2 separate regions of the Mus musculus genome follow, and region 2 is linked to region 1. Evidence: chromatin loops called from intact Hi-C (ENCODE). Cell type or tissue: left cerebral cortex. All regions are shown on one strand. Links, peaks and the distances in the headings refer to the core of each region. The heading gives the core; the rest is flanking DNA.

Region 1 (9,110 bases), core at 2,723-7,722:
CAGTAGAAGGAAAACATAGACTCCCCTAAATTATCCCCTGATCTTCACTATGCTGAACGTTCTTTTTCCTCCCCAAAGCAGATGAGGCTATGGGAAGAAAGGACAGAGAATGTACATGGAAAGGCAGAAGAGACCAGAGAGAGAATAAGGGTATTGCTGGCAGGTTCCATGACACCTGGCTCACATTCCAGGGTCTGCTTACCATGGGCGTGGGAATCCATAAGAGTTTCCATCTGGTAGTGGTATGACTGGACAGTGTAATCCCAGCCTGCAGGAGGCTAAGACAGGGTCATGAGTTTGAGTTCAGCCTAAAGATAGTGAGAAGCTTTTCTCTAAAATCAACCAGGAACAAACCCCTGTGCTGGTTGATAGATCATTCTAGCTATGGCCAGCCAATAAGTGGGTAGTAGCATAATGGGATGGTCAGAAGGTAACCTCAGTGAGGCATGGTGGCTCATACCTGTCATCCTAGCACTTCAGAATTTGAGGAAGAGAATCAGGAGGTCAAGGCCATCCTCAGCTTCTTAAGAATTCCAGCTCCAGCCGGGCGTGGTGGTGCACGCCTTCAATCCCAGCAGAGGAGGCAGATTTCTGAGTTCGAGGCCAGCCTGGTCTACAAAGTGAGTTCCAGGACAGCCAGGGCTATACAGAGAAACCCTGTCTTGGAAAAAAAAAAAAGAATTACAGCTGGATCTGGGCTACTTGAGACACTATCTTCAAAATTAACATGGTTCAGCAGATAAAGGCACTTGCTGCCAACCCTGACAACTTGGGACTCACAGGGTAGGGTAAAACTGGCTTCTGCAAATTTCTCTGAGCTCAACATGAGCATCACGGCCCTCTCATACATGCATGTGTGCATGTACACGCGTGCACACATGCACATATACATGTAATAAAACATGTTTTTTAGAAATTTCAGGGCAGGAGAGATGGCTCAGCTCTTAAGAGCACTAACTGCTCTTCCAAAGGTCCAGAGTTCAAAACACAGCAACCACATGGTGGCTCACAACCATTCCTACTGAGATCTGACGCCTTCTTCTAGAGTGTCTGAAGATAGCTACAGTCTACTTACATATAATAATAAATAAATCTTTGGACCGGAGCGAGTGGAGGTCCTGAGTTCAATTCCCATAATGGCTCACAACCATCTTAGTACACCTACACTGTACTCATACACATAAATCTTTTAAAAAGCATTTCAGGGCGAGCCAGGCAGTAGTGGTGCCTGCCTCTGATCCCAGCAGCTAGAGCAGATGAAGGCTGAGATTGAGGCTAGGTCTACATGGACAGTTCTAGGACAGCCTGGACTGCATAAGGAGATCCTGTCTCTAAAACCCCCAGGCAACGTGGTGACGAATGCCTCTAGTTCCAGTACTTGGGAGGCAGAGGCAGGTGGAGCTCTGAGTTCCAGGCCAGCCTGGTCTTCAGAGCGAGGCCAGTCTTGTCTAATGAGCGAGTTCCAGGACAGCCAGGGCTATGCAAAGAAACCCTGCCTTGAAAAAATACAACCACCCACCTCCCACCCAAAACAGATAATAACAAAAAACAAGAAAACTCCAAAAACTCGCTGCTCTTGCAAAGAACCAGGGTTCAATTCCCAATGACCACATCAGGTGACTGACAATTATTGTCTATAATTCCAGCTGCAGCAGGAACTGCAGTTTTCTTGCCTATGTGGGCACCTGCACTCATGTGCACATATCTATGCACACACATAGGCAAACTCACAAATATCTGCTTGCCTCTCAAGTGCTGGGAGAGTAACAATGTATGCTGTTAATAGAAAAAAAAAAAACCCAAAAACAATTTACCTTGGAAGTGGTGACACATGTCTTTGATCCCAGCAAGGGAGGCAGAGGCAGGTGAATCTCTGTGAGTTCCAGGACAGCGTGGTCTACAGAGCAATTTCCAGGACAGTGGGGCTACACAGAAAAACCCTTTCTCAATAAGTAGATAAATAGAACCAAAAACTTAAAAATTTGAGTGAAGAAGGAAACTTTATTACTTTTCTGTAGCTGTGATAGACCAAAAGCAACTTGGGGAGGAAAGATTTTATTTCAGCTTATAGTTCCATAATTGAATGAAGTCAGTTCAGGAACCTAGAAGCAGAAACCATGGAGAAATGCTTACTGCCTTGCTCACTGGCTTATTCTCAGCGAGCTTTCTTACACAGCTGAGGCCCATCTGCAAAGGGATTGTGCCACCCACAGTGGGTGGTCCCACATCAATCATTAGTCAAGGCAGTCTTTTATACACATGACCACAGTAGAGTCTAATAGAGGCAGTTTGTCATCTGAGATTCCCTTTTCCATAGTGACTCAAGCTTGTTTCAGTTGACAAAACTAACCAGGACAAGGAAGAGGTCCAGACCCCACTTGTCTACTTCCTTAACAATAAACTTTAAGCCTGGCTGTGGTGGCGCACACCTTTAATTCCAGCACTTGGAAGGCAGAGGCAGGTAGATTTCTGAGTTCAAGGCCAGCCTGGTCTACAGAGTGAGTTCCAGGACTGCCAAGGTTACACAGAGAAACCCTGTCTCAAAAAACAAACAAACAATAAGGTTTAGAAAGCCGTCAGCTGGCTTGGTCCTGAGGGGTCCTAGTAAAAGTTACTGCTTCTGTTTTACAGATGGAGAACACAAGACAATGTTGGATCCAGCATACTTGTGTGCTAACTATGAAGTCTGGCTTATACCTGGTCCAGCTTTTGTATATATTTGGACTCTTGTTCATGATTTTCCTGGTACGTACCTATCTAGAATGGAAAAGACCCAATTTGTTGATGCAGGTTGAGTGTTTGGCAGAGTTGCCCACTCAATAGACAGGCAGCCTGGTCTCTGTTTATCACCACCCCCTCCCACCCATTTTTCTCTCTTTTCTTTTTCTTTCTTTCTTCCTTTTTTTTTTCTTTTCTTTTCTTTTTTCTTTTTTTTTGTTATTTGTTATTTTGTTTCTCGAGACAGGGTTTCTCTGTGTAGCCCTGGCTGTCTTGGAACTCACTCTGTAGACCAGGCTGGCCTCGAACTGAGAAATCTGCCTGTCTCTGCCTCCCAAGTGCTGGGATTAAAAGCATGTGCCACCACTGCCCGGCACTTTCCCCTTTTCTTACCCTGTGAAGCAGTCTCATATAGCCAGATAGCCTCAAATTCACTCTGAAAGCTGGGCAGTGGTGGCGCACGCCTTTAATCCCAGCACTCCGGAGGCAGACCCAGGTAGATTTCTGAGTTTGAGGTCAGCCTGCTCTACAGAGTGAGTTCCAGGACAGCCAGGGCTACACAAAGAAACCCTGTCTCAAAAAAAAAAAAAAATCTCTCTGAAGCTGAGGATGACTTTGCACTATGGATCTTCATGCCTCTGCATTTCTATTTCTGAGACCACAGGCACGTGTCTCTATGCCTGTATGTCTAGTTTACTCAGTGTTGGCGATGGAACCCAGGGTTTCATGCATGCCAGTCACACACTACAAGCAAGAATTATACTCTCACCCTCCTAGTCCATAGATGATACTTAAAAAGAAATCTAGCCAGGTCGTGATGGTGCACACCTTTAGTCCAGGCAGTCAGTAGGCAACAGCAAGCAAATCTACAGATTTGAGGCCAGCCTACTGAAGGGCTACACATAGAAACCCTGTCTTGAAAAACAAAAACAGCAGGGCAGTGGTGGCGTGTGCCTTTAATCCCAGCACTTGGGAGGCAGAGGCAGGTGGCTTTCCGAGTTGAGGCCAGCTTGGTCTACAGAGTGAGTTCCAGGACAGCCAGGACTGCACAGGGAAACCCTGTCTCAAAAAAGAAAAAAAAAAAAGAAAACAATTTAAAAATATATTAAAAAAATTAAAAATCTAGTATGGCTGGTACTGGTAGCACATGCCTTTAATTATGGCACTCTGGAGACAGAGAGAGGGGAGAGAGAGAGAGAGAGAGAGAGAGAGAGAGAGAGAGAGAGAGAGAGAGAGAGAATATTCTAGTATTCCTAGTACTCAGGCGAAGCTCCTGAGTTGGAAGCAGTTCTGGCCCCCGAGAAGTGTTGGGAACGGAATGGAGGTCCTCTGCAAGGGCAAGTGCTCTTAACTGCTGAGCCACCTATCCAGTCACCAAAATTTATTTTTTTGAGAAAATTTATTTTTTTGAGAAAATCTCATTATGTAACCTTGGCAGGCCTGGAACTCACTATGTGGATAAAGTTGGCCACAAACAAAGATCAGCTTGGTGAGATTAAGGACAAATGCCACTAAACTCCGGCTGAAAATAAACCTGAAAACCAGAACTGAGCTGTGTGTGTTGGGGGTGGGGTGGGGTGGGGGGTGGTGGTGGGGAAGCAGAGGCAGGTAGATGTCAGTTCGAGGTCACCCTGGTCTCAGGATCCAGTTCCAGGTCAGCCAGAGCTACACAAAGAAACTCTGTCCTCGAAAAACAAAAACAAAACAAAACAACCAAGCGAAAATACCATGATAGTTTGCCAGTCTTGGTATCTTGGGTCTGTAACCCTAGCGTTTAAGAGGCAGTAGCAGGCCAGTGATTTAATGGCCTGAAACATTCTTTTTTGTTCTTTGTGGCAGAAAACACCCTTTTGTTTGTTTACTTAGAGAAGGTCTCACTTTGTATCCATGGCTGCCCTGGAACCTCACTATGTAAAAGACCAAGCTGGATTGGTACATGCATGCAGCACTCAGGAAGGAAGATGTCTGAGTTCGAGGCCAGCTTAGTCTAGAGCAAGTGCCAGGACAGCCACGGCTACACAAAGAAAACCCGTCTTAAAAAACTAAAGACAGCCGGGCGTGGTGGCGCACGCCTTTAATCCCAGCACTCGGGAGGCAGAGGCAGGCGGATTTCTTGAGTTCGAGGCCAGTCTGGTCTACAGAGTGAGTTCCAGGACAGCCAGGGCTACACAGAGAAACCCTGTCTCGAAAAACCAAAAAAATAAAAACAAACAAACAAACAAACAAACAAACCATAAAGACACACAACAAAAACAAGTAACACCTTGGTAACAAACTCAAGAGATCCACCTGCCTCTGCCTCCCGAACACTACCAAATATTTTAAAAACTCAACCAGAGGCATGAATCTACAGATTTGGACAGAGTTCTATGCTCCAAGGCTAATGGCTTTCTTGGAAATCAGAAGTTAAATTGTGAATATGGCTGTTTCTACCTCACACTCTGTATTTTACTTATTCATTCGGTTGCCTCCCCACAGACTGTAATAGAGGGCAGCAAGTAGCCGATAGCAGCTCAATAAATATTTGTAAAGCTAATTACTGGGCCTCAGCAGGTTCTGCAGGAAATGTGGCCAGGGCAGAGTCTTGCAGAGCAGGCAGGGCAGCGCCAGAACCAGGATCAAAGCGTTTCCCGGGCCTGCACTTAGCACCGCGTGGGCTCTGCCGGTCCTGGGATAGCTTGGCCATCTCTCCGCTTCTCTTTCCTCCCTGGGTGCTCCAACTGCTCCGAGCCTGAGGACTTTAATTTCATCCTTACTATCTCCCATCTGGACCACCCACCCCCTCCCCCAACCTTTAAGCGTCGCCGCAGTGCTACCCCCACTGCGCATGCCTCCCGGCTTGAGGCCCAGTTTCGTGCCTGGGAGGTAGATGTGCGCTTGCGCAGAGCCGCCCCGAGCCCCCCACAGGGGCGGTGCACCAGGATCTTGTGCAGCCTCTGGGCCCGCCCACCTCCTCGCGCCCTCAAAGGACTAGTACGCGTGCGCACAGCGAATGGCTGAGCATGCGCGCAGAGAGCGGAAGGGTGGGCTGGCGCGCGCACGAGGCCGGCCGGGCAGCGGAAGCAGGGCAAGTGGAGCGGGTAGACAGGGAGGCGGGGGCGCGCGGCGGGCGCGTGCGGTGGGGGGGGGTGGCCTGGCGAAGCCCAGCGGGCGCGCGCGCGAGGCTTTCCCACTCGCTTGGCAGCGGCGGAGACGGCTTCTTTGTTTCCTGAGGAGAAGCGAGACGCCCACTCTGTCCCCGACCCCTCGTGGAGGGTTGGGGGCGGCGCCAGGAAGGTTACGGCGCCGTTACCTCCAGGTAAGGAATGGAGGCTCCCGGGCGGAACCAGGCTCCCGGGGCTTGGGCAAGACGGTTTGAATGAAGCGGAGGCGCCGGGAGGGGGAGGGGGCAGCTGGGCGACCAAAGCGGGGTCGCGGTACGGCGGCGCCTGAGGGTCAAGAAGCCCTGCGCGCGCGTCTCAGGCCGCAGTGCAGCGAGACCGCGGCGGCTTCCTGACTGTGGCCGGCGAGGCGGGTGGCTCTGGGCCGCGTGAAGGCCGCGCGCGCGTTCTCGTAGGGTCTTGGACAAAGCTTCTTCCCTTTGGCGTTTCAGAGATCCAGATCCCCCACTTTAATTTCTGTGGACCCCAACTTTGAACAGTGGCTAGGTGTCGTGGGCTTTTCTGGCCTCGTTTGTAACGGGTGGGATCCCAATGCCCTGTGGTCGGGCGTCGGGAGCAACATTTTTACCTCAGTTATTGATGCCCAGTGTAGCTTGGACACAGTCATGAGCCCTCTTCGGTCTCCAGACCTTACTTTCTTCATGTTTATTATTTTTTTTTTTGATAAATTTCATTATTGCAGATTTTGAAGGAAAAATAAAGAATTTCTTCCATGGCTTCAAAATGTTTGCCTAAAAAGTGAAAGATGCCTGGGGACGTTTGCTCTCGGCGGCATTGTTTTTCTTTTGAGTCCCTTGGCCCTTCCCAGTTTTTAAGATAGGGTTTTTTATTTTAAAACACCGAAGGCAAGTGTTTTGTGCGGGTCCGAAGACATCTACTTGATCCCTTTTACCTCCAGTGACTCCTCAGGAACTAGAAACAAGTTTTTGTTTGAACTGACAGACAGCCTTTGAGTTTGATGCCCAGCGCCGGCTGCTGTCAGCTTGCTGTGTGGCCTTAGGCGAAATCGCTAATCTCGCCAAACCTCTTGGTTTCCTCCTTTGTACAAGGGAATTACTTTCGCTGTTAGGATTGGGAAGAACTAGGCAAATCGTTCCTACATCATCATTATTCTGATTTTGAAGACAGACTCTTATAACCTAGGCTGACATCCAGCTCCTCATGTAGACCAGGCTGGCTTCATCCTCACTTTGCTGCCTCCACCTCCCAAGTGCTGGGATGATGTTCAGCCAGGCTTCCTGCCCTGTTCTTTGTTCTTGACTGGTCCAGCAGATAGTTGAATCTTTTACTTTGTGTTACATGTCTGGTAGGGGAATGGGCAGTAAATATGGGGACGTTTCTCCTTGGCCTGCATGTGTATTAATTCATTAAGAAGTTTTGGGTTTGTTTTGATTCTCCTGGCCCCCTTCTGTTCTCACTGTATAGTCCTGGCTGTCCTAGAACTCTGTTACCGGCTGCCCTCAAATTCACACAGATTGGCCGCCTCTGCCCTCTGAGTACTGGGATTAAACTCTTGCATTAGCAAAGCCCTTAAGGCCACTTATGTTTTATTTTTATTTATTTATTATTTTTTATTTTTTAAGATTTATTTATTATTATATCTAAGTACACTGTAGCTGTCTTCAGACTCTCATTTCGGATAATTGTGAGCCACCATGTGGTTGCTGGGATTTGAACTCAGGACCTTCTAAAAGGCAGTCAGTGCTCTTAACCACTGAGCCATCTCTCCTGCCCTTGTTTTTTTTTTTTTTTAATTAATTCAGTTTTGTTTGTTTTTTGTTTTTCCAGACAGGGTTTCTCTGTATAGCCCTAGCTGTCCTGGAACTCACTCTGTAGACCAAGGTGGCCTTGAACTTAGAAATTTGCCTGCCTCTGCCTCCTGAGTGCTGGGATTAAAGGTGTGTGCCACCATGCCCTGTTTATTTGTTTTTTTGAGACAGGGTCTCTCTGTGCAGCCCTGGCTGTCCTGGAACTTGCTTTATAGACCAGGCTGACTTCTAGCTGAACTCAGAGCTGCCTGCCTCTGCCTGGGATTCACACTGAGCCACCAGTGCCAAGCAGTTTAAAGCATTACAATTCCTTATTTATTTGTGTGTGGAGGTCAGAGAGACTTTGCCGGGGTCATTTCTCCCCTCCTTCATGTGGTTTCCCGAGATTGAACTCAGGTAGTCAGTTTTCAGTGCAAGTTACCTGTTGAGTCATTTCTCCTTTCCCTAAGTCTTAAGTGTGTTGAATTTTTGAGGTGTTGATCAAAGTTGATCCTGTACATGCTAGGGAAGTAAGTGTCCTTCCACCAAGCTAGTATCCTGCAAGCATTGTTTTGATTTTGCTATTTTTTTATTAATGTGGGTTTTTTGTTGTTGTTTGTTGTTTTGGGTGTTGTTAAGCTTGGAATCCATGGCACTGTGCATGGTAGACATGTATTGTATGTATGTATGTATGTATGTATGCATCTCTCTAACCCTTTGGCCTGCCGTTTAAGCCTCATACCCTATCTTGTGAAGGGACAGAGTGGTTGCCCAAGGGAGCAGTGGTGGGCATGTCTAGAAGGTTGCATGAAGGAGGAATCTTCATTCAAAATTAGGGAAGATGTGTCTCCCCTGGCCCCATAGCTGGGAGTGGAGCGATGTCATCACAGCTGCTGCTCTGTCTGTCTCCAGCAGGCAATAATGGGACAGGAGAGGGGTGGTCCTTGGGAGGGATGAACTTGGGGATTGGTACAAGATCCAAAGCAATAAATATTTGTTGCCGCTGCTTGGCTTTGAACTTTCCAGGCCATTGCTCTTCTAGCCCCAGATGTCACTGCTTTGAAAGTGATGAAGTCACTGGTGAAGTCTGGGGGTCCTGGTTTGGTGGTTTGTTTGTGAGTGGGTGTGAAAAGTGTTAGTTCTTTTTTTGAACTTAAAAAATTGTATTTTTTTTTTTTTTTAAAGATTTATGTATTTTATGTGAGTACACTGTAGCTGTCTTCAGACACACCAGAAGAGGACATTGGATCCCATTACAGATGGTTGTGAACCACCATGTGGTTGCTGGGATTTGAACTCAGGACCTCTGGAAGAGCAGTCAGTGCTCTTAACCACTGACCCATCTCTCAAGCCCCTTGTATTTGTTTAATTGTGTGTGATATATGGAGGTCAGAGGACAACTTTTAGGAGTGGGTTTTATACCACATGAGTCCTGGGGATTGAATTGCAGGTCATATTATTGGCAGCAAATGCTTTTACCTGC
Region 2 (9,110 bases), core at 1,910-6,909, 300 kb after region 1:
CTGGAGAGTTGTAGACATTGAGAGTGAGGTTAGGATCGGGAGGGGGAGAATGAAAGCCCACGCGTGGCATGTCAGTGGTTGGCCAGTGCTTACCAGTCCTGCACCGCGGTGAAGGACTCCTGGTTGGCGATGTCATACATGAGCAGGAAACCCATAGCTCCGCGATAGTAGGCCGTGGTGATTGTCCGGTAGCGCTCCTGGCCTGCTGTGTCCTGGGCAAACAGCAGTCAGTCAGCTAGGTAGGGGCCACCTGCTCCCCACCTGACTCTGCGGGACCCTGAAAGGGACACAGGTCTACTCTTGCGGCCCAATCTGATAGGAGAAGAGTGGTGTTCCCTTCACAGGCCTAGTGTGACAGAGAGGTATGGCCCTGCCCTCACAGTCCAATCTGATTGGAGGAATACTGGTGTTCCCTCATGGCCCAGTCTGATGCGCATTGCCGGCCGTGTAGCACCAGCCCCCGTGTCCCATCTTGAAAACTCAGTTCTGACTCAGCTCTTCCCTGGACGGACTCCACTGTGCAGGGCTGTCCCTCATCTATGAGCTTCCTAACCTGGTTTCCGAGAACCCATGTAACAGTCACAAAGAAGAGCCATCTGGGCCTCGGGCCATCATCTTGATCTGCTTCTGGTCCCTTTGTCACCGTAATGATATCAACAACCGGACTAGGGACAGGATGTAGCACTGAGCCTGGCAGCCCCATGGGAGTCAAGATGGTTCCCAAATGATACCTCACTAGTCACTGATACTTCCAAGAAGTACCTTCTGTCCACCTTGTGCCTCCCCAGGATGCTCTGGGGAGGTATGCTCCCACACCCTGGTGGACTTCCCTCAGGGATAAAAGACGCCTCCCGGCCCCAAGCTGTTCTGTGTGTGTGTGTGCTGGGGTTTTCTACTGACTGCCCTCCCACTCCCCACATGACTACTCAGCCCACCCAAATCTGCAGCTTGATCCTCTTGTCATGTCGGTAGACCGTCTTGACCTTGAAGTCGATGCCCACTGTGCTCACGAAGGCAGGGGTGAAGGAGTCATCGGCATAGCGGAACAGGAAGGATGTCTTGCCCACGCTGCTGTTCCCGATCAAGAGCAGTTTGAACATGTAGTCAAAGTTCTGGTCAGCAGCGTCTCTTGGGCTGGCAGGGGGCTCACTAGCGGATGCCATCTCAGTGGGATCTGCTTGGAGGGGAGACCAGAAATCCTGATGTCAAAGAGGGGACTCCTGTAAGAGGGCAGCTTCCGTAAGGGTGAGTCTATGGGTCCATTGGTTTCAAGAATCACATCTTCCGACACGTGGATCTGGGATCAAACGCAGGTCATCAGGCTGGGCAGCAAGTGCCTTTTCCTGCAAAGCCATCCCCTAGCCCTAGTTTTAAAGTTTTATTTATTTTTATTTATTTATTGAGACAAGGTCTCACTCTGGAGTAAGACTAAGGCTGCATATGTGACTGGTGTATGGGGTTGACAGGGACGTGGCTCCACCTCGGGGCTGTAGTTAGAGGCAGCTGTAAACTGCCTGACCTGGGCTCTGAGAATCTAAGTCAGGTTGTCTGAAAGAACTGCTCTTAGCAGCTGAGCCATCTCTCTACTCCTTCTCATTTTTTCCACTTTTATTCTTTAAGGAAAGATCTCAGGTAGCTCAGGCTGACCTCAAACTCCCCATGTGGTGGATCCCTGCCTCTGGAGCTGTGGATTACAGGTGTGCACCACTGTGCCCTTCTTAATGATCCTTGTGGTATTCATCAACAAACTTCTGCTGAGTCTCTGCACCAGGCATGGGTCTCTGAAGAGACACAGCTGTGCATAAGAAAGAAACACCACAGTGAGAGGGCTGTGGTTGCTATTTAATCTTTACACAAAGGTGAGGCTGAGGGCTGGGGAGTAGAGCACTCACCTGCGTTTTCAGCCCCAGCACCCAGCAAACCAGGTGTGATGTGCACACCTGTAATTTCAGCACTACAGAGTGGAAACAGAGTACCAGGCGTTCAAAGCCATCCTGCGTTACATTGGAAGTTCCTTACCAAACTGGGGTGGGTTATATGAGAACTTGTCTCAGAAAGAAAGGAAGGGAGGAAGGAAGGAAGGAAGGAAAAAAGAAAGAGAGAGGGACAGAGAGAGAGAAAGAGAAAAAGGAAAGAAATATGGAACCTTTATAGTGGAAGGTTCAGATCTTCTCCCTTCAGGTGCAGGACCAGGTAACAGGTGAAAACTCAGGGCCAGTTGGGGCTGGGGGGCCGTGGTGGTGAGGAAGTTGCACGGGCTGCAAGCTGGACTTTGCCCAGTGCAAGCAGCTGGTATGGCCAGGTGTGTAGGTGTGTGTGTGACTGCCAGCTAGACAGAGCCCCTTCCATCAAGGCTTGGATGTTGAATTTAGCTGGTGCTTGCCTCTGGGGTGCTGTCCTGTCCTCTCCAAATCCACTGTAACCCTTTCCCTGTCTCCCAGGGTGAGGGTAATTTCTATATATATAACATAAGGTTTAAAGGCCCAGTTAGGCTCCCAAGTGGGTATCTACCATTTTATTTGTCAAAGGGGCCGGGCCTGGCTCCCTCTTGGCCAAAGCTGACTCACCCCAGCCATGGTCCACAAAGACAGGACTGAAAGTCATCAAATCCAAGAGAATTATCCTAGCCACTTAATGACTGCAAAACCCACCACCCCATATCCTCCTGTTTATATCTTCCCACACTCCAGCATTCTGTTTTATCCAAATCTAGGGTGTTCTTCCAAGCTCTCCCCCACCCCCGCCCCCACTTTGCTTTCTCCAGCTGTCTAGCTTAGAGCTGCTCTCCGAAGCCCAAGCAAAAGTATTTCTCAATGGCCTTCGGTGTTTTCTGTTTCTCTACTCCGTGCATTTCTAAGGAGAACGCAGCCAACCCCACCCTGTGTTCCGGGAGAACGGGTTTGAGGCGTCCGTCGGGCAGGGCCTCCAGGCTGGCCCCCGCCCCACCACGGCTTCTCTTCTGGGCCATCTAGGGGTCCCCTAGCCCTCAAGGTTGGCACCCGAACAGTCACTGCACTGCGTGCACCAGCAAGTGCCTCCCCCATCACCATATGGCGCCGTCGCTCGGCCCCAAGCTGGGCTTCTCGCCCACCCCGCCACCGTTCGCAGAGCTTGCCGGGTGCGGGGAACCCAGAAGAGCCAGCAGCACTGACAGGGGGTGCGGGACCCAGGCTCGCGCGGACCCCAGTTCAACCCTGTCATAGTGCACGCGCGTATCAGCGGGTTGGCAGGTGCACTCGCTCCTGGGCTCACCTCGGGTCCCGCCTTGCACACCAGGATCCGCCCACGAAGTTGCTACGGCCCCGCACAGGGCTGCGACCCTCGCCCCACAGCTGCCGGCGCTGCCAACACTGACACCCGGATCCCGCGCCGGCTCCGCCCAGGCGGAGGGGGCGAGGCCGCAGAAGACTAGGCGAGGTGAGCGGGTGGGGCCTAGAAGGGGCGGGGCGCCTTGAGAGTTGGCGCCCGGCGGTGGGCGTGGTCTTACGGGTGTGGGCGCCGCCAACGGAGCCAGGAGATGGGCGTGGCCTGTCGGAGGCTTGGACGCCACAAAAGTCCTAGCTGAGTGGGCGAGCCTTGCAGGCGGAGGTGGGGTCTGGCAGGGGCGGGGCCACCTCAAGAGGCGTCAGAGGTGGGCAGGGAGTTGAGAGGATGGGACCTGGTAGTATGGTAGGAGAGGGGTGGTAGGGATCTGGGAGTGCAAGTCTGTGGTCCTGAGCTAGAGCCCAGAGGAGCGGGAAGAGGCATTAAGTCCCATCAGAGCCTCTCTTTCCTAACTAGAGGTAGAAAACATTTTCTATGCATTCTGTGTTAACAGGAAAACCTCAGCAGCTGAGTTCTATTCCCATCTCCCCTTTCTAGGACTGTGACTCCTGACATATTTAACCTCTCTCAACCTCAATGTTTCCCTCTGTCGAGTGGTTCATAACAAGATTAGTGTAACCATAGTTTTATTCCTTTTACTTTTGGGGGCTGGAGAGATGTCTCAGCGGTTAAAATCACTTGTTCTTGTTGAGGATATGAGTTTGAGTCTCAGGACTCACATGGTGTCTAATAACTCCAGTTCCAGGAGACCTGACCCTTCTTACTTCATCAAACTGCAAGAGCCCACGTGGTGCAGACAAAACACTCATGTAAAATAAAATTTAAAATTCTAAAAATTAAAATTTTTTTGTTTGTTTTCCAGGCTTGCCTCAAACTCCTTAAGTACCAAGAGTAAATGTGAACTGATTCCCCTGGCTCCACCTCCCAAGGTCTGGGATTGAAGGTGTACAAAGCCATGCTGCTTTACACGGTGCTAGGGATGGAGCCCAAGGCTTCTTATATAGAGAGTGGTTACTCTATCTCCCCAGTGCTGGCCTGAATCCTAGGCATAATCCCCGTTCCACGTGGGAGGAGTCTGGCTCTAAAGGGTGCTAGATTCTTCTGTTCAACATGCCTAAGGGCTCTTGGAGTTAAAACATGTTTTAGAAATAAGGAAACTGGGGCTGGAGAGATGGCTCAGCAGTTAAGAGCACTGACTGTTCTTCCAGAGGTCCTGAGTTCAAATCTCAGGAACCACATGGTGGCTCACAACCATCTGTGATGGGATCTGATGCCCTCTTCTGGTGTGCCTGAAGACAGCTACAGTGTATTCATATATATAAATAAGGAAACTGAGGATCAAAGAAAAGTAGATATTTGCCAGAGTCCACACAGCAAGATTTCGAATTCAGTTGCTACTAAGCCTGATATGAGGGTTTCAGGGACCAACAGAGTAGAAGGAGAACCAATTCCCACAAGTTGTCCTCTGATCTCCACATGCAATAAACAAAAGAATAAATAAATGTAAAAAATCAAACAGAGCCGGGTGTGGTGGCACATGCCTTTAATCCTGGCACTGGGGAGGAAGAGGCAAAGGCAGGTGGATTTCTGAGTTCGAAGCCAGCCTGGTCTACAAAGTGAGTTCCAGGACAGCCAGGGCTACACAGAGAAACCCTGTCTCAAAAAAAAAAAAAAAAAAAAAAAAAAAATCAGACTTTTAGGTATGGTAGCTAACATTTGTAATTCCAGAATTTGGGAGGTAGAGGAAGACAGAAATCAGGAGTTCAAGGTCATACTCAGGTATGTAGTAACTTCAAGTTCAGCCTGAACTCAGAAGAGACTCCATCTCCAAAGTTATCTGCATGTGTGTCTAAACAGGTGAAATGGTGTATTTCTGTCATCCTAGTACTAGGAAGCTGAGACACGAGGACTGCCATGAATTTGAGGCTAGCTGGGTCACATAGTAAGTTTTAAATCAGATTGGCTACATAGTAATAAGAGCCTGTCTCAAAAATATAGAGACTGATATAGTAGCTCCTATCTGTAATTTTAGTACATGAGAGGTGGAGGCAGGAAAATTCTCAAGTTTCAGGCCAACTTGGGCCACAGGATTCCAAGTCAGCCTGAGCTAGAGACCCTGCCTCAAAGCACATACACACAGACCATTATCACACACACCATTACCACACAGAAACTTGAACGTCACTGCTCACTCAGATGCCTAAGGGAACAAGAGCTGCCTCCAAAGATTTAACATGAATTGTGCCGGAGAGTATTAGCTAGGAAGAGCTGAGTTATTCCTAGAAACAAGCAGTCCCCAAAGACTTCAGGATATCACTCACCCAGGTTCACAGCTCGGAATGGATGCTAGGGGCTAAGGAAAGATGTTCTAGCCTGTCTTGTAAACGCTTTTAAAAAAAGATTTATTTATTTTATTTATATGAGTACACTGTCACTGCTTTCAGACACACCAGAAGAGGGCATCAGATCCCATTACAGATGGTTGTGAGCCACCATGTGGTTTCTGGGAATTGAATTCAAGTCCTCTGGAAGAGCAGTCAGTGCTCTTAACCACTGAGCCATCTCTCCAGCCAGTAAACACTTCTGCTCACATCTCATCAGCCAAAGAAAGTCATAATGTCACTTCCAGTGTCGGCAGAATCGGAAATATGATTATGCCTGGGAGGTGGGAACCTGCTGTTGCTGCAGTAACACACAGGAAGGGCAGTGGGTAGAGCTGAGCCAGGTATACAGAAGTTACACAATATATGGTCACTGTTAGAGGAGACATGCTGGAACTTCAATAGCTCACACTCCAATGTGTCATGTCACCAGGTATGGGCAATCTGAGGCTCTGAGTGCTACACATGTGTATACACACACACACACACACACCCCTGGCTTTTCCTGAGGTGAAAAAAATGACCATGGCCATCTCCAAAGAAGCATTTATTGACACACAGGGTCTGTGTTAGAGGCTCCTGAGTCCCAGGGCAAGGCCCACAAGGCAGAGCCCATTGCTCAGCAGGCACCCCAGGTTGCAGAGGGAAGACAGGCCATGGTAGTGGTAGAACTTCCGGCGTAGAGCACTGTACTTGGGGTCCTTGTCCCGCAGCTGGCGGTAGGGATCAGGGCCCTGGAAGTTGCCTGGCACCTCTGTCCCCAGGCCCCGCTCTTTCTCTATGCTCTGCAGGGCCCGCATGACAGCCGTGGTGCGAGCCTCAAGCCAGCGAGCATTGATGGTGGCCAGTGTGAGGCTCAGAAGCAGCAGGGAAAGCTGGGGAGAGTGACAGAGTGACAGGGAGGTGAGGTAAGGGTGGCTGGGAAGTTTAGGGACCTGCATCCTCACGGGCCAGAGAGGTCCCTGAAAACAGCAGCCCTTAGGAAAGACTCTATCTACGGCCTTTTCTCGTCTTCTCTCCCACTGCTCCCTGAGCACAGAAACCTCTTCTCCAAAGCAAAAGCTTTTTTTTTTTTTCGTACGGAGAACTGACTGATCCTGGGGCCTCAGTCAAAGTGTGAGTGTCTACTATTGAGCCACAGACCTCTTTCCTCCTGTGCAGATGTGGTATGTGTACTTGTTCATATGCGTGCAACATGTGCTCGCAGGTGCATGTGATCATAGGTGTGCAGCACGTGCTCGCAAGTGCAGGTGATCATAAGTGTGCAACACGTGCTTGCAGGTGCAGGTGATCATAGGTGTGCAACACGTGCTCGCAGGTGCATGTTACCATAGGTGTACAACATGTGCTCGCAGGTGCAGGTGATCATAAGTGTGCAACACGTGCTTGCAGGTGATCATAGGTGTGTAACACGTGCTCGCAGGTGCAGGTGATCATAAGTGTGCAACACGTGCTTGAAGGTGATCATAGGTGTGTAACACGTGCTCGCAGGTGCATGTGACCATAGGTGTACAAAACGTGCTCGCAGGTGCATGTGATCATAAGTGTGCAACACGTGCTTGCAGGTGCAGGTGATTATAGGTGTGCAACACGTGCTCGCAGGTGCAGGTGACCATATGTGTGCAACACGTGCTCGCAGGTGCATGTGATCATAGGTGTGCAACACGTGCTCGCAGGTGCATGTGATCATAGGTGTGTAACACGTGCTCGCAGGTACATGTGATCATAGGTATGCAACACGTGCTCGCAGGTGCATGTGATCATAGGTGTGTAACACGTGCTCGCAGGTACATGAGATCATAGGTGTGCAACACGTGCTCGCAGGTGCATGTGATCATAGGTGTGCAACACGTGCTCGCAGGTACATGTGATCATAGGTGTGCAACACGTGCTCGCAGGTGCATGTGATCATAGGTGTGCAACACGTGCTCGCAGGTACATGTGATCATAGGTATGCAACACGTGCTCGCAGGTGCATGTGATCATAGGTGTGTAACACGTGCTCGCAGGTACATGTGATCATAGGTGTGCAACACGTGCTCGCAGGTGCATGTGATCATAGGTGTGCAACACGTGCTCGCAGGTACATGTGATCATAGGTGTGCAACACGTGCTTGCAGGTGCATGTGATCATAGGTGTATAACACGTGCTCGCAGGTACATGTGATCATAGGTGTGCAACACGTGCTCGCAGGTGCATGTGATCATAGGTGTGTAATACATACTCGCAGGTGCATGTGTCTGTGTTTTTGTGGAGGGCAGAAGTTACCCTTTGGGCTTCCCACTATTTTCTTCTTTTCTGTTTTTTAATTTACTGAATTTACTTATTTGTGTGTGTGTGTGTGTGTGTGTGTGTGTGTATGCCATAGTATGTATGTGCAGCCTGGACCACAGCTTGAGGGAGTCACTTCTCTTCTTCCACTGTGCAGACCCTCCCAGAGCCAACGCAGACGGTCACCAGGCTAGGCAGCTTGCTAAACCCGTCCACCTTAGTTTTTGAGATGGTGTCTCTCATTAATCCTGGAACCACCTCACGAAGCTAGGCTGACTGGCTGGCCAAGGAGCTTCAGGGATCTGCCTGTCTCCACCCTTGACTCCCATCTCCTCCCATGATGTGTACCACCTCTGTATTTGGTGTCTGAATGGATGCTGAGGACTCGAACCTGGGTCTCATGTTTGCACAGCAAGCACTCTTCTGTCCAAGTCACGGCCCAGCCTCTGCTCTTTTCAGTTTGAGTCAAGGTCTCACTGAGTTGCCTGGGCTGGAGTGGACCTCGCTCTATAGCCAAAGCTGACCTGAAACTTGCAATCCTCCTGCTTAGGCCTCCCAAATAGCTGGGATGATGGGCTTACCCATCTTCTCTCCCCAAAATTAAGACAGACGGCACTAACTGTTCTTTGATTCTCCCTGCCCAAAATCACACAGCCTAATACAGGACCCATCTCTTCTGTGCTTCCATTTCAGACCCAAGGAACTGACACTGGACCAACAGGAAATGATTAAACACCTGGGGGAATACCAGTTACCCATAATCCTCTCTGATCTCTAGAAGATTATTCTTTTGGAGGGAGCAGGTTGAGACAAGTTCTCAGTAGCTCAGGTTGGTTTCAAACTCCTTATGTAAGTGACCCTGGCCTTGAACTCCTGACCTCCACCTCTCAAGAGGGTATACAGGTATCTCCACTACATCAGCCTTGGTCTTTGTATTTAAATTTTTACTTTTAGTTAATTGGTTTTTTTTTTTTTTTGCTTTTGTTTGTTTTGCTTTGTTTTGAGACAAGGTCTCTCTTTGCAGCCCTGGCTGTCCTGGAACTCTCTATGTAGACCAGGCTAGCTTTGAACTCAGAGAAATTCTCCTGTCTCTGACTCCAGAACGCTAGAACTAAAGGTAAGGACCTGGCTTG

What was found. A loop is a pair of places that touch in the nucleus more often than their neighbours do. Peaks named below come from ENCODE experiments on the same cell type or tissue, not always from the same donor. Only the 100,000 strongest peaks of a DNase experiment are listed, where the experiment ranks them.
Region 2: a loop joins it to region 1, with 2.9 times the contacts of the local background. A loop is called at or near these places in 2 of 42 quality-filtered maps.

What each region holds. Positions count from the first base shown.
Region 1 is chr9:21,610,385-21,619,494 of GRCm38, forward strand. Smarca4 (SWI/SNF related, matrix associated, actin dependent regulator of chromatin, subfamily a, member 4) reads left to right here and starts at 5,785. Exons shown (of 34, transcript NM_001174078.1): 1 at 5,785-6,016. It overlaps Mir1946b (microRNA 1946b), which reads right to left and starts at 3,192; the gene lies at 3,060-3,192. In left cerebral cortex, for the core only: no CTCF peak of the experiment used is centred there; DNase peaks (open chromatin) are centred at 5,674, 6,119 and 6,886; H3K4me3 peaks cover 2,543 bases; H3K27ac peaks cover 2,052 bases.
Region 2 is chr9:21,914,770-21,923,879 of GRCm38, forward strand. It overlaps Rab3d (RAB3D, member RAS oncogene family), which reads right to left and starts at 3,414. Exons shown (of 5, transcript NM_001324531.1): 1 at 3,253-3,414; 2 at 936-1,174; 3 at 94-212. The coding sequence starts at 1,163. It overlaps Tmem205 (transmembrane protein 205), which reads right to left. Exons shown (of 4, transcript NM_178577.5): 4 at 6,240-6,580. The coding sequence ends at 6,275. In left cerebral cortex, for the core only: a CTCF peak has its summit at 4,601 (motif pointing left); DNase peaks (open chromatin) are centred at 2,355, 2,569, 3,003, 3,512 and 1 more place; H3K4me3 peaks cover 1,968 bases; H3K27ac peaks cover 2,131 bases.